2 separate regions of the Homo sapiens genome follow, and region 1 is linked to region 2. A link is an interaction called in ENCODE POLR2A ChIA-PET data of the cell type or tissue named here. Cell type or tissue: A673. All regions are shown on one strand.

Region 1 (8,000 bases), 120 kb before region 2:
TGTCTGCACATACTTAAGCCCATCTTTTCACTGATTCTTAGCACTGTTGGGATCCTCATCTTATAACACAGGAAGCAGAGGCTGAAAGCTCAAGTAAGTTGCACAAACAGAGCTGGACTCTGACCCAGGATTTCTGAGACCTGATCCAGGACTTAGTCGGATTCACCCACTGCCTCTTCTCTGATGCTCCTTTAATGTCCGAAGCCTGCTCCTGCAGCCCTGCACCACCTTGAACTGACTGCTGGCATAGGCATGCGTGCATGCAGCAAGCCTCCTAATCACATTCTGTGCCCCCCTCCTGTTATCTGGGGACAAGGAGAGGACAGCTCATCCCCACCCCAGGAAACAAAGCTCTGCTTTCAGGAGCCCATTCCTCCACGGGAGGCATCTGCACACAGAGCCAGTTGTCTGCAGAATGGCTTCCCCTCCACTAGAAACTGAATAAGAGGCTGTGGTAGGAAATTGGGGGTGGGGGCAGAGAAAGAGCCCTATAGACACCAGGAGGGCGTAGAGGAAGGGACAGGCTCTCTCACGTAATGAATGAAGTTGACAGAGGGTTCTCACTGGAGAACATGGTTCCAGAGAACTGACCGAACTGACCAGAGCCAATACCCATTCTTGTCTGTGCCTCAGTTTCCCTATCTGTACATGTTGCACAAGGAGCCCAGGAGCTTGGGCTAAGAACTTTCTAGCCCTAAAATTCATTGAGTAATAAACGGTCAATTTCTTCACACTAGAGAGAATGCTTACAAATCAATAAGAAGAAACATCCCAAAAGGCAATTGGGCAATGGTGATGAGTAGGCCATTATCCCCTCCCCCTACCAAAAAACCCCCCAAAACCCTCAAACCGAAAAGGGTTAACAACGAACATAGGCAAAAATGTTCAGATTCAGTGGTAATCAAAGAACTGCAAATAAAGCCAACAAAGCATTATTTTTAGCAGTCTCACCAATTATGTTGATAAAGGTGATCTCACAGCTAGTGGAGAGGATAGGCACTCAGCCACTTCAGGGAGGAATAGAAACAGATGCTATTTTCTTCCTGGGAGTAATTTGTTGGTATTAAGCCTTGGGACGCTGTGGGCTGGCAATTCCGCTTCTCGGACTCTCTCTGAAGGCAAGGATTGTGGGTGTTTGCAAAAGTCATTTAGCAAAACAAAAACAATGTATCCTTTTTTTTTTTTTGAGACCAATTCTTGCTCTGTCCCCCAGGCTGGAGTGCAGTGGTGTGATCTCCGCTCACTGCAACCTCTGCCTCTGGAGTTCAAATGATTTTCGTGCCTCAGCCTCCCGAGTAGCTGGGATTACAGGTGCGTGCCCCCAAGCCCAGCTGATTTTTGTATTTTTAATAGAGACAGGGTTTCACCATGTTGGCCAGGATGGTCTCGAACTCCTGACCTCAAGTGATCCGCCCGCCGTGGCCTCCCAAAGTGTTGGGATTACAGGCGTGAGCCACCACACCTGGCCAGGATGTGCAGGATGTGTTATTAAAATTATGAATCAGGGCCGGGCGCGGTGGCTCACGCCTATAATCCCAGCACTTTGGGAGGCCGAGGTGGGCGAATCATGAGGTCAGGAGATTGAGACCATCCTGGCTAGGACAGTGAAACCCCGTCTCTACTAAAAATGCAAAAAATTAGCCGGGCGTGATGGCGGGCGCCTGTAGTCCCAGCTGATCCGGAGGCTGAGAGAGGAGAATGGCGTGGACCCAGGAGGCGGAGCTTGCAGTGATCTCACTGCCGAGATCATGCCACTGCACTCCAGCCTGGGCGACAGAGCGAGACTCCGTCTCAAAAAAGAAAAAAAATTATGAATCAAATCATGTCAGCTTCCCCCTGCCCCTTAGAATACTCCCAGGGTTTCTCTTCATCAGGCTTAGAACAACTCCGACTCTACCACATAGCCTGGTCCTGCTCCCTTCCTCCCACCTCCACCCCCTTCACCCACTGTCTGTCTCCTTTCTGGTCCTCAAACCAGAAAGGCCAGGCCTGGTCTAGCCTCAGGATCTTTGTGCTTGCTCCTCCCTCTGCCTGGAATGCTCACCTCCCTAGAATGTGACCTCAGTAAGGAGGGTCTCTATGTTTTTTGTTTTGTTTTGTTTTTTTCTGAGATGGAGTTTCACTCTTGTTGCCCAGGCTGGAGTGCAATGGCATGATCTTGGCTCACCGCAACCTCCGCCTCCCGGGTTCAAGGGATTCTCCTGCCTCAGCCTCCCAAGTAGCTGGGATTATAGGCACGTGCCACCATGCCCAGCTAATTTCTGTATTTTTAATAGAGACAGGGTTTCGCCATGTTGGCCAGGCTGGTCTCGAGCTCCTGACCTCAGGTTATCCACCCATCTGAGCCTCCCAAAGTGCTGAGATTACAGGCGTGAGCCACTGCGCCTGGCCGAGGGTCTCTATGTTATTCACTGCTAGACCCCTGGTCTGACCCCCGATATCAGTAGATGTTCACTGAATACATGAAAGGTTAAGAGCATGAGCTTTGGGGTCAGAAGCAGGTGTGGGCTTGAGTCCCAGTTCCAGCACTGGTTAGCTGTGTGGCCTTGTGTAAGTTCCTTCACCTCTCTGAGCCTTGGGCTCCTCTGCTGTGAAGTACAAGCAGACGAACTCCCTCAACGGGGATGTGCAAGCATATCAAGTCTGGTACAGTGTGACCCTGGAGGATCATTTGTGATAATTACAGGCCTCTCTGAATTTTATCTGTAATTGTGCTGCCATGGATTGAGGAACTCCAGGCATCCATAGAGTGCATCCACCAAAAGGATGTAGTAGGAAATGATCTACGGGCCGGGCGCGGTGGCTCAGCACTGTAGGAGGCCGAGGTGGGTGGATCCCTTGAGCCCAGGAGTTTGAGACCAGCCTGGCCAACATGATGAAACCCTGTCTCTAAAAAAATTACAAAAATTAGCCAGGCATGTTGGCGTGCATCTGTAATCCCAGCTACTCAGGAGGCTGAGCTGAGAGGATCGCTTGAGCCCAGGAGGTGGAGGTTGCAGTGAGCCGAGATCGCACGACTGCACTCCAGCCTGGGAGACAGAGTTAAAGTATACAGTGAGTCCTTAACGTTGCCAATAGGTTCCTGGAAACTGAGACTTTAAGTGAAAGGAGGAACTACATGCTATAGGAACTTAACTCTTGTTTATACCAATTAACCTACGGTAAAATTGGTTTTGTTATACATTCTGTTGTTTCCGCTTAACAGTTGAAGTTTCCAAGAACCTATCAACGACGTTAAGTGAAGACTCACCGCACTGTTTACTCGCGTATTTTATCATCGTGGGCATATGATGCATGCTCATAAAAATTCAAGCGATGAATCAAATACAAAGTGAAAGTCTCCTACATCCCACAATTTCTCATCCAAATTTCATGCTATATTAAATGAAAAAGGCAGGTTAAAAAAACCCCAATATGCACAGTACAAACTGACATAAACAATAAAATATGGCTGGGCGCAGTGGCTCACGTCTGTAATCCCAGCACTTTGGGAGGCCGAGGTCAGGAGTTCGAGACCAGCCTGGCCAATATGGTGACACCCTGTCTCTACTAAAAATACAGAAATTAGCTGGGTGTGGTGACATGAGCCTGTAGTCCCAGCTACTCAGGAGGCTGAGGCAGAAGAATCGCTTGAACCCAGGAGGCGGAGGTTGCAGTGAGCCGAGATGGTGCCACTGCATGCCAGCCTGGGTGACAGAGCGAGACTCTCTCTCTCTGTCTCTCTCTCTATATATATATATACATTAGTATATCCTCATAAGGAAAAGCCTGGAGGATTTACATTAAAGTGTCAAGGATGTTTGGTGGGAGAGTAGAGATTGCTCGCATTTTTCATGGTCTTTTTTGCCTTTTCTTTTTTGAGACGGGGGGTCTTGCTGTGTTGCCCAGGCTGGAGTGCAGTGGCGCAATCACAGCTCACCACAAACTCAAACTCCTGGACTCACGTGATTCTCCCACTTTGGCCTCCTGAGTAGCTGGGACTACAGACACATACCATCATGCCCAGCTAATTAAAAATTTTTTTTTTTTGTAGAGATGGCGTTTCGCCGTGTTGCTCAGGCTGGTCTCGAACACCTAAGCTCAAGGGTTCCTCCCGCCTCAGCCTCCCTTAGTGCTGGGATTACAGGCATGAGTCATGCCCGGCCATTTCTGGCTTTTTTGTGGCTTCCTCACTGTCTGTGGTGGCTGACCACGTATTTCTTTATGTAATCTGAAAAAGCCCATGTGGCCGGGCGCGGTGGCTCACGCCTGTAATCCCGGCACTTTGGGAGGCCGAGGCGGGCGGATCACGAGGTCAGGAGATCGAGACCACCCTGACTAACATGGTGAAACCCTGTCTCTACTGAAAATACAAAAAAATGAGCCTGGCCTGATGGCGGCAGGCGCCTGTAGTCCCAGCTACCCAGAGGCTGAGGCAGGAGAATGGCGTAAACCCGGGAGGCGGAGCTTGCAGTGAGCGGAGATCACACCACCACACTCCAGCCTGCGAGACAGAGCGAGACTCCGTCTCAAAACAAACAAACAAAAAAGCCCACGTAACAGTTAACTTGATGTCTCCTGCCTCGCCCCACCCCCTACCTTCCACCCTTTGTCTACTTGATCCCCAGGGGCTCTTGCGAAGAGCAACTGTGGGGTTGTGCCAGAGACCCCAGAGGGAACCCTGGTTCTCAGTATACTTTTGACGGATGAAGAGATGGGCGCCTTGTGGTCCTGGAGTTTGGCAAGCTCCTGAGGAGTCTTAGGTGGCCAATAAAAATGCCTGAAGGGAGGCTTGAATTTGGAACTCAAGCTACCCTAGGACATCGTCAAGGCAAAAATTTAAAAACCAAACCAAACTGGGGCCAGGCATGGTGGCTCACACCTGTAATCCCAGCAATTTGGGAGGCTGAGGCAGGCAGATAACTTGAGGTCAGGAGGTCAAGACCAGTCTGGCCAACATGGTAAACCCCTGTCTCTACTAAAAATACAAAAAAAAAAAAAAAAGAAAGAAAGAAAGAAAATTAGCCGGGTGGGCATGGTGGCGTGTGACTGTAGTCACAGCTACGCGGGAGGCTGAGGCAGGATAATCACTCGAACCTGGGAGGTGGAGGCTGCAGTGAGCCGAGATCGTGCCACTGCACCCCAGCCTGGGCAATAGAGTGAGACTCCATCTCAAACAAACAAACAAAAAACAAACAAACAAACAAACAAAAAAACTAAACCAAACCAGAACCTGACAGCTCACACTGGCTTCAGAAAGTGAGTTGATCAGTACATGAAACTGCAAAGTCGGGCCACGAGCCTTTAGGCACGGCTGGATCCAGGTGCTCAGATGATCCCTTTCCACAGCTCTGTGCCACTTCAAGGCTCTGTTTTCTTCTGTACTGGCTTCACTCCGGGGCAGGCTCTCTCCCTGTGGGGGCAAGATGACCTGTCAAGGGCTCCAGGCTCACATCCCAGGAGCTCAGCAATCCCAGTGGACACAGGTTTCTCTCTCCCAGGGGCTCCAGGAAAAGTCCCAGGGAGGCCCTGATGGGCTAGGCTTGGGTTTCCTCCCTACCCCTGCACCAGGCACTCGGGGGCTGCTGGCTGGTCCTGGGGCACAAGCCCATCCAGCCATCACTGGGTGAGCAGTCAGCTCTGCCAGAGTCCATGCACTGAGAAGGAGGGGGGGTTGTTCTTACAGGACAACGCAGGGGCCACTGGCAGAGGGAGGGGAGGCCAAGCAGAGCTCCTCCTCACTAGCCGCTGGAAACTCGTGCTCCAGGAAGCACAGGACTGCCCTTTATCAGGAAAGCTGAATTAATCACAACCCACTGCCCTTGGTTCTGCAGAAGAACAGATGAGGGGGGGTCCTCCATGGGGGTGGGGAGGTCAGGGCTTGGGGGGTAAGATAGGGGAGGGTGGGAGGAGAGTCCTGCCTGGGGATCAGAAGACACAGTTCAAACAGTAGGTGACTATGGCCTCATCAACCCCCTCTCCAGGCCTCAGTATCCCCATTTGTAAAGAGACATTGATTGGGCTGGAGTCTACAGGTTGTAGGATAGTGCTGCATCACTGGCTCAGAGGAATTCCTTCCCTCCTTCCTTCCTTCCTTCCTTCTTCCTTCCCTCCCTCCGGCCTTCCTTCCTTCTTTATTCCCTCCCTCCCTCCCACCTTCCCTTCCTCCCTTCCTTCTTTCCTTCCTCCCTCCCTTTCTCCTTCTTTCCCTTCTTCCTTCTTTCCATCCCTCTCTCTCTCCCTCCCTTCCTTTCTTCCTCCTTCCTTTCCTCTCTCTCTCCCTCCCTTCCTTTCTTCCTCCTTCCTTTCTTCCACCAAAAATGAAATTCTAAGCCCCCTCCCCCCAGTCATCTGAATGGGCTCCCTCCTTTTGGCCAAAGGCACTCCAAAGTTAACCTGAAAAACTGCTAGAGGCCATGACGGAAAGGGTGGGGGGGTCGGACATGCCTCCTTATACCCTTTTCCCTTTTGGAATTCAGGAAAAGCCAACCAGCATTTAGCATCAACATAGATCTCAAGTCTGATTAAAAAAAAAAAGTTTACAATCCACTGTCTCGGAAAGCCTGCTACCTGGAGGCTTCATCTGCATGATGAAACCTTGGTTTCCACAACCATTTATTGCAACCCAGACATTCCTTTCTATAGATAATAACTCTTTCAACAAATTGCCAAGCAGTAAAATTTAAAATCTATGTATAACTTGGAAGCCCCCACTTTGAGCTGTCTTGCCTTTCTGGACCAAACTGACGTTTATCTTAACTGTATTTGATTGATGTTTCATGTCTCCCCAAAATGCATACAACTAAGCTGTGCCCTGACCACCTTGGGCACATGTTCTCAGGGTCTCCTGAGAGCTGTGTCACAGGCCATTGGTCACTCATATTTGGCTCAGAATAAATCTCTTTCAAATATTTTTAGTTTGACTTTTTTTTTTTTTTAAGACAGTCTTGCTCTGTCACGAAGGCTGGAGTGCAGTGGTGAGATCTGGGCTAGCTGCAACCTCCGCCTCCTAGGTTCAAGCAATTCTCCTTGCCTCAGCCTCCTGAGCAGCTGGGATTACAGGCGCCTACCACCACACCCGGCTAATTTTTGTATTTTTAGTAGATACTGGGTTTTACCACGTTGGCCAGACTGGTCTTGAACTCCTGACCTCAGATGATCCACCTGCCTCGGCCTCCCAAAGTGCTGGGATTACAGGCGTGAGCCACCATGCCCAGCCTTTCTCTCTCTCTGTTTTTTTTAATCTCTCTTTTTTTTTTTTTTTTTTAAGAGTCGAGGTCTTGCTCTGTCACTCAAGCTGGAGTGCAATGGCATGGTCATAGTTCACTGTAGCCTCGAATTCCTGCCTCAACCTCCTGAGTAGCTGGGACTACAGGCATGCACCACCTTGCCCTGTTTCTGAACAGTTTTAAATGGAATCCAGTTGATCCCATTAAGAAATCATGCTGTGACCCGTGTCAAGAGGGGAGTAATATTATTTGTCCAAGAGAGGCCTCTGAGCTTGACTGTCAGTGGAGGGGAGTTGCAAGGCTATTTCTGGCGAAGACTGGAGTGGGTGAAAGACGTTGGGGGTGGGAGGTGTCAGAGGTGCTTGGAGAGGAAACCTGAGCTTGGGGCTTGGACCCAGAGTCTGGGAAGAAGGGCAAGTGTTTCGGTGAGGGAGGAGCTGGGGCAGGGCAGCCCTGTCCCCAGGGCCCAGTGGGGTGAGGCCTCGGCAGCTGGGAGGGAAGCGGGTGGGACAGGAATGTCCCTCTTCCCAGGCACCTGTCCTCAGGCTGGCCGACCTGTGACCCCATCCCACAGGCAGGAAACAGACACCACCCCAGTGCCTACCAGGTACCTGCACTTAGAGTAAGGATATTGGTAATGAACCATCGAGAGCCTTTCACAAGCCAGGAGCTGTTCTACGTGTTCCTAAGCATCAGCTCCACCAAGCCACATGATGGAATAGGCATGCCTGCGTGCCCATTGTACGGATGGGGAATCAGCTTAGTGAGGTGGAGGTACTTGCCCAAGGACGC
Region 2 (8,000 bases):
TGCCATGTTGGTCAGGCTGGTCTTGAACTCCTGACCTCAGGTGATTTGCCCACCTCAGCCTCCCAAAGTGCTGGGAGTACAGGCATGAGCCACTGTGCCCGGCCTCAATTCTAATTTTATTTGCTTACTATTTTTCTTTCAGTGGATTCTCTTTTTTATTTAATTAAGTATATTTAAACAGGAAAACTTTATTACTATTCAAATGGAAAACCAGCATTGCTTGCCATAAACAGAGGCATAAATAAAAATAACCTCAAATACACTGAAAACACAATGGTGTTGCTGTTTTCTAATGAGACGGATGGGCCTGCTGCAGGCTCGAAGCTGGGCCTGCTCTGTTAGCCACAAGTGGGATTAGGCTGTGTGAGAGAGGCTCTAAGGCCACAGTGGCACCGACCCGAGACTTCCTCTCTGGGTATTCACTAAAAGAGGGTGTAACTTTTTTTTTTTTTTTTTGAGATGGAGTCTTGCTCTGTTGCCCAGGCTGGAGTGCAGTGGCGCGATCTTGGCTCACTGCAACCACTGCTGCTTTTTTTTTTTTTTTTGAGACAGAATCTGGCTTTGCCACCCAGGCTGAAGTGCAGTGGCGCAATCTCAGCTCACTGCAAGCTCCGCCTCCCGGGTTCACGCCATTCACCTGTCTCAGCCTCCTGAGTAGCTGGGATTATAGGCACATGCCACCAGGCCTGGGGAATTTTTGTATTTTTAGTAGAGATGGAGTTTCTCCATGTTGGCCAGGCTGGCCTCAAACTCCTAACTTCAGGTCATCCTCCTGCCTCAGCCTCCCAAAGTGCTGGAATTACAGGCGTGAGCTGCTGCGCCCGACCAGGAGTAACATTCTTATTCTAGGTTATACTTTGCCTTGTCTGTACCATCTGAGATCATCTCGTGTCCTCCCCAGTCTCTGGGAGCCCCACACTTGGGAAAATGTTCCCGGGGACACATTGACACAGGGGGCTGATCTAGCTGTGCTAGAGTACATGATGATTCTAGATGCTACAGACAAGGTAATGAGAAGCTGTAGTAAGAACATTACTTCCATTTTATTTTATTTTTTATTATTTTGTGAGACAGGGTCTCGCTCTTTCGCTAAGGCTGGAGTGTAGTAGGCGCGATCTTGACTCATTGCAGGTTCTACCTCCCAGGTTCAACCTATCCTCCAACCTCAGCCTCCCAAGTAGCTGGAACACTGTGACCAGCCGATTTTTGAATTTTTTTGTAGAGGTGGGGTTTTGCTATGTTGCTCAGGCTGCTCTTGAACTTAAGGGATCCTTCCACCTCAGCCTTCCAAAGTGCTGGGATTACAGGCATGAGCAACTGTGCCTGGCCCCCTTTACATTTTTAACAACTTCTCCATTCCTGCTCATCCTCTTCTCCAGAGGATTTAGGGTTCACTCCATTAAACTATAGAGTAAGTGTAAGCAATTTAACAGAGTGCCGGCTTTTCTTATAAAGGCCATTTGAAAAAAACCCCATATCGGCTGGGTGCGGTGGCTCATGCCTGTAATCCCAGCACTTTGGGAGGCCAAGGCCGGCAGATCACCTGAGATCAGGAGTTCAAGACCAGCCTGGACAACATGGTGAAACCCCGTCTCCACTAAAAATACAAAAATTAGCCAGGCGTGGTGGCAGGGGCCTGTAATCCCAGCTACTCAGGAGTCTGAGGCAGGAGAATGGCTTGAACCTGGGAGGCAGAGGTTGCAGTGAGCCGAGATCACACCACTATACTCCAGCCTAGGCGACAGAGCGAGACTCCATCTCAAAAAAAAAAAAAAAAGAAAAGAAAAGAAAGAAAAAGAAACAAAAAGCACATATATAATTATTTCAAAATCTCCCTGCTTCCCGCTTTTGGGGGGTGTATCCCTGCCTGCCTTGCTGGTGCCCACACCTGTGCCCAGCTGCTATTGGGTAGACCCCCCTAGGTGTAGGGGAGAAGGAGGAATACTATCCCAGCCTCTCAGTATCCTCTGAGCTTGGACTTGGGGCAGACCTGTCCCTGCAGTCCCTGAGGTGGGTGATGGAGCCCAAGGTAGGGCCACGTCCAGGCTCCCTGGAGAGGACCTGATTCTCAGAATGTGGGACACAGTACAGGGCCTCTCAGAGGTCCAGAGTCAGGCTAGCTGATGAATTTGGGGGCCCCTGGCATGTACAAGAACAAGGACATAACCAAGCAGTTATCCAAATAGGAAGTAGCACACACTACACAGTCTGTTACCCTTGATTGGAGGGACCCTGCAAATGTCTCCATTTGATGCTCTTCAAGAATGTGAGGCCAGCCGGGCCCAGTGGCTCACGCCTGTAATCCCAGCACTTTGGGAGGCCAAGGTAGGTGGATCACCTGAGCTCAGGAGTTCGAGACCAGCCTGGGCAACATGGTGAGACCTCATCTCTACACAAACACAAAAATTAGCCGAGCATGGTGGTGTGCGTCTGTGGTCCCAGCTACTCGGGAGGCTGCCGGGAAGATCACTTGAGTCTGGGAGGCAGAGGTTGCAGGAGGCAGAGGTTGCAGTGAGCTGCAATCGTGCCACTGCACTCCAGCCTGGGTGACAGAGTGAGACCCGCCCCCCCTTCTCAAAAGCAAACAAATAAAATAATTTTTAAAAAGAATGTGAGGACTTGGCTGGGTGCAGTGGCTCACACCTGTAATCCCAGCAACTTTGGGAGGCCGAGGCAGGTGGATCACGAGGTCAGGAGATCGAGACCATCCTGGCTAACACGGTGAAACCCGGTCTCTACTAAAAATACAAAAAATTAGCCGGGCGTGGTGGCAGGTGCCTGTATTCGCAGCTAATTGGGAGGCTGAGGCAGGAGAATGGCATGAACCCTGGGAGGCGGAGCTTGCAATGAGCCGAGACTGTGCCACTGCACTCCAGCCTGGGTGACAGAGCAAGACTCTGTCTCAAAAAAACAAAACAAAACAAAACAAAAACTAGCCGGGCGTGGTGGCGGGAGCCTGTAGTCCCAGCTACTCGGGAGGCTGAGGCAGGAGAATGGCATGAACCCAGGAGAAGGAGCTTGGGGTGAACTGAGATTGCACCACTGCACTCCAGCCTGGGAGACAGAGCGAGACTCCGACTCAAAAAAAAAAAAAAAAAAAAGAATCTTTAAGAATGTGAGTACTTGTGCCTTCTGGCTCCTCCCCACAGGCCTGGGAAGGCATGGTCACCCTAACTTGGGGTGGGGAAACTGAAGCTCAGAGAGGGGAAGCAGCTGACTCAGGCTGTGCTAGGCCAGGCGCCAGGACTCTGGCTCTCCTGTGTCCTCTCTGGGGGCTGCCACTGCCTCAGCTCTTGGAGCTTGCTCAAGTGCAGGGAAACCAAACTGGGCTTTGAGAGCTAGGAGAGCTGGGCTCCAGGCTGTGTAGGGGAGCTCCCGTGGTTTCTGTGGCTTTGTGGCTTCTTTCGTGGCTCCTGGGCTGGTGGCTGTGACCCTCAGAGGACCCCAGGCACCACGTTCCTGTACCCCCTGCATGGAGCTTTTCTGTGTGCCCCATTGGGAAGTGAAGCTATCAGAGTCCCCTCCAAACATGCTTTCTCTGGTTTTCTTCAAGAACACAGCTGGACTCCTGGGACCCAGCTTTTGTCTCTCTCTGACTTTCTCCTCTCCTTCCTCTCCCCCAGTGCCTGCCACGAAACAGCACCCAGAAGTGCAGGTGGAAGATACTGATGCTGATAGCTGCCCCCTCATGGCAGAAGAGAATCCACCCTCAACCGTGTTGCCGCCACCGTCTCCTGCCAAATCAGACACCCTTATAGTCCCAAGCTCAGCCTCGGGGACACACAGGTTACCTTTTATGCTTCTCTTGGGCTTTTCTCGGCACTGTGCCACCTGTTTATTTGGCAGATGAAGAGACTGAGGCCAGAGGGAGAAGCAGCTGGACTAAAATCACACAGCGAGTTGGTGTCAGAAGTGGGACTATGATGCCCCTTCCTCGTTTTCCTAACTCCTGAATTAGGTCTCTTATAAAAGCTCTCATGGGAGGCCCTGTCCCAAATGCCCTCAGCTATAAGTTAGAAGGAGTAATATAATAAATAATATAGTAATAGCGAGGCACGGTGGCTACTGCCTGTAATGCCAGCGCTTTGCGAGGCTGAGGTGGGTGGATCGTTTGAGGCCAGGAGTTTAAGACCAGCCTGGCCAACATAGCGAAACCCCGTCTTTCCTAAAAATACAAAAAAATTAGCTAGGCATAGTGGCTCACTCCTGTAATCCCAGCTACTCGGGAGGCTGAGGCATGACAATTGCTTGAGCCTGGGATGTGGCAGTGAACTGAGATTGTGCCATTGCACTGCAGCCTGGGCAACAGAGCAAGACTCTGTCTCAAAAAATAAAAAAAAAAAACTTTTTAAATTTAAAATAAATAAATAATATAGTAATACATAATAAATGTTACAGAATTAATTTCTACCTCCACATTTTATTTTATTTCATTTTTGATAGGATGCTATTTATTAAAACTTGCATATTATAACTCACCAAGTCTTTTTTAAAAAAAAAACTCTTAAATTTTAAGTGTACAGTACAGTATTGTTACCTATATGCACATTATTTACAGCACATCTCTAGAATTTTTCGTCTTGCATGACTGAAGCTCTATACTCATTGAACAGCAACTCCCTATTCTTCCCTTCACCCCCACCCCAGCCCCGGCAGCCACCATTCTACTTTTTCATTCTACTTTCTGTTTCTATGAGCTTGACTACTTTAGATATCTCATATATGTGGAATCATGCAATATTTATCTTTTTGGGACTAGCTTATTTCTCTTGGCACAATGTCCTTAAGATTCATCCACATTGTAGCATGTGACAGGATTTTCTTCCTTTTTTAAGGCTGAGTAATGTCCCATTGTATGGATATGCCACATTTTCTTTTCTTTGTTCTTTTATTTTCTTTTCTTTTTTCCTTCCTTTCTTCCCCCTCCCCCTTCCCCTCCTCCTTCCCCTCTCTCTCCCCTCCCCTCTCTTCCCCTCTCCTTCCCTCCCCTCTCCTGCTTTCTTCCTTTCAGACAAGATCTCTCTCTGTCACCCAGGTTGGAGTGCAGTGGTGTGATATTGGTCCACTGCAGCCTCAACCTCCTAGGCTCAAGCATTTCCCCTTCTCAGCTTCTCGAGTAGCTGTGACTACAGGCACATGCCACCACCCAGCTAATTTTTTATTTTTTGTAGAGATGGGGTCTTAGTTTGTTGCCAAAGGCTGGTCTCAAACTCCTGAGCTCGAGCAATCCACCTGCCTTAGCCTCCCAAAGTGCCGGAATTACAGGTGTGAGCTGCCAACACAGCCCACATTTTCTTTATTTATCTGTTGATGGACATTTATATTGTTTCCATCTCTTGGCCATTGTGAATAGTGTTACAATGAACATGGGAGTGCAAATATCTCTTTGAGATCCTGATTTTGATTATTTTGGATAAACAACCAGAACAGGGACTGCTGGATCATATGGCAGTCCTATTTATAATATTTTGAGGAACCACCATTCTGTTTTCCACAGTGACTATACCATTTTTCCTATTTCTCCACATACTTGTCAATGCTTGTTATTTTCTGTCTTATTTATTTATTTATTTTTTGGATCATGGATATCTTAACAGGTGTGAGATGGTATCTCATTGTGGTTTTGATTTGCATTTCTCTGATTATATGGTTTGGCTCTGTGTCCCCACCCAAATCTCCTCTCGAATTTTAATCCCCATGTGTCAAGGGACGGACCTGGTGGGAGGTGAATGGATCATGGGACTGGTTTTCCCCATGCTGTTCTCATGACAGTGAGTTCTCACGAGATCCAATGGTTTAAAACTGTGGCACTTCTGGCATTTAAAACTGTGTGGCCCCTCCGCATTTGCTCTTTCTTTCTCTCCTGCTCTGTCATGGGAAGATGTACCTGTTTCCATCTGCCTTCTGCCATGATTGTTTGTTTCCTGAGGCCTCCCAGTTATATTTCCTGTTAAGCCTGTGGTACTGTGAGTCAATTAAACCTCTTTTCCTTATAAATTAAAAAGAAAAAGTCTCTCTCTCTCTCCCTCTCTCTCTTTTCCTCTCTCCCTCTCTCTCTCTCTCTCTCACTGCTGTGTAAGATGTGCCTTGCTTCCCCTTTGCTTTCCTCCATGATTGTAAGTTTCCTGAGGCTTCCCCAGCCACGCGGAACTGTGAGTCACTTAAACCTCTTTCCTTTGTAAATTATCCAGTCTCAGGTAGTCCTTTATAGCAGTGTGAAAATGGACTAATACACCCAACGATTAGTGATGTCGAGTAGCTTTTCATATTCCTGCCAGCCATTTGTATGTCTTCTTTGGAGAAATGTCTATTCGAGTTCTTTGCCTATTTTTTAGTTAGGTAATGTGTTTGTTTGTTTTCATATTGAGGTGTAGGAGTTTCTTTTATTTATCAAATATATAATTTTCAAAGATTTTCTCCCATTCTGCAGGCTTTCTTTTCACTGTTGTTTCCTTCTATGCAGAAGTTTTTAGATGGAGATAATCCCACTTGTCTATGTTTTGCTTTTGTTACCTGTGCTTTCAGTGTCATCTACCCATTGTATTATTAGACAATATAATGTGGGCTGGGCATAGTGGCTCATGCCTGTAATCCCAGCACTTTGGGAGGCGGAGGCAGATGGATCACCTGAGGTCAGGGGTTTGAGACCAGCCTGGCCAACATGGAAAAACCCTGTCTCTACTAAAAAATACAAAAATTAGCTGGGCATGGTGGCACATGCCTATAGTCCCAGCTACTAAGGAGGCTGAGGCAGGAGAATCGTTTGAACCTGCGAGGCAGCGGTTGCAGTGAGCCAAGATCATGCCATTGCATTCCAGCCTGGGTGACAGAGTGAGACTCTGTCTGAAGAAAAAAAAAAGATAATAGATAATATAATGGAAACACCACAGAACACTAGAAAAATAATCATCTACAATCCCACCACCCAAGATGGTGTTTTTACTACTCTGCATTCTCCTCTATGCCTTGGTTAGGCCCATGGTCTTGAATGGTTTTAATTGGAGGAGGGATCCAGTTTACGGTGCTGTCTCATTCCATGAACCCTTTTCCATATTGCTGGGCTGTCTCCTTAATGCTCACTTATGATGGCTGTTGGGTATTCCTCCAGCTCCATGTGCCGGAATGAACTTAACAAATCCCCTCTTGTTGGGCCCTATCCCTAATGGCACCATGATCACGTGTTTGGTCTTCCGCTCTCTGCCCTTAGGCTCCTTTCTCAAGAGTGACACTCCTAGTCAAGGTGGTGCACATTTTTACACCTCTTCAGATAAATTTGTTGCTGAGTGGTTAGAGCTGCTTTTGGACAACTCAAGCCAGGTGCCTGGGAGAAGGCTGTGTGTACAGCTGGAGGCAAACTGCCAAGGGCAGGACAGTGCTTTATAAGCTAAGGGAGGCTGTCTGTAACTCTTCTGCACTGGTTGGATGTAGAGATGGTTCTTTCTTCTTAGTTAATTTTTGCTCTCATCCATGAGCTCCTGAGTAATTGCTCAGCTGAGGTCAGAAGGCTGTCAGAGTGGAGATGGCTAGGTGTAGCAAACTGAGGGCTGTGAGGTCTTAACACAGAGAAAAGAGACACAGTTTCACTGAGCCTTGGAGTACAGCTCACAACTTCATCAGTTCTTATGTTTAGTTCACTGAAGTATGTACAAAGCCCATTAGGGGATCCAGAAATGGCTCCACTTGTAGACATCTCTCCATTTACCCCTGTTCCCTTTATATGGGCAGGGAAACAATGAAGGCTGGGCTGGGTAGGGGGTGGCATATTTAGGGGAGGGAGGGGACCAAGATCATGTGTGGCTGGAATCTAAGCCTCTGGCTTTCTGCTTGTGAGCTGGGCCTGTGAGGCTCCTCTTGTCCCTGTCATTCATGCATTCGCAAGCATGTACTGAACATCTGTATGTGCTGGGCTCTGCCCTGGGTGCTGGGGATACATGAGGGAGAAGCCTGGCAGGGGCCTGCCCTCATGAGGCTGACATTCTAGAGGGGCCAAGATAGACAAT

What was found. ChIA-PET counts read pairs that join two places held together with the same protein. Peaks named below come from ENCODE experiments on the same cell type or tissue, not always from the same donor. Only the 100,000 strongest peaks of a DNase experiment are listed, where the experiment ranks them.
Region 1: POLR2A ChIA-PET joins it to region 2 with 11 read pairs; 2 of 35 experiments call an interaction of 5 or more read pairs at or near these places.

Annotation. Positions count from the first base shown.
Region 1 is chr16:58,049,704-58,057,703 of GRCh38, reverse strand. No RefSeq gene overlaps it. Among named protein-coding and RNA genes, the nearest start is that of MMP15, 28 kb to the right of the region's middle. In A673, no CTCF peak of the experiment used is centred here; no DNase peak of the experiment used is centred here.
Region 2 is chr16:57,927,502-57,935,501 of GRCh38, reverse strand. It overlaps CNGB1 (cyclic nucleotide gated channel subunit beta 1), which reads left to right. Exons shown (of 33, transcript NM_001297.5): 17 at 3,624-3,786. Among named protein-coding and RNA genes, the nearest start is that of CNGB1, 40 kb to the left of the region's middle. In A673, no CTCF peak of the experiment used is centred here; a DNase peak (open chromatin) is centred at 3,191.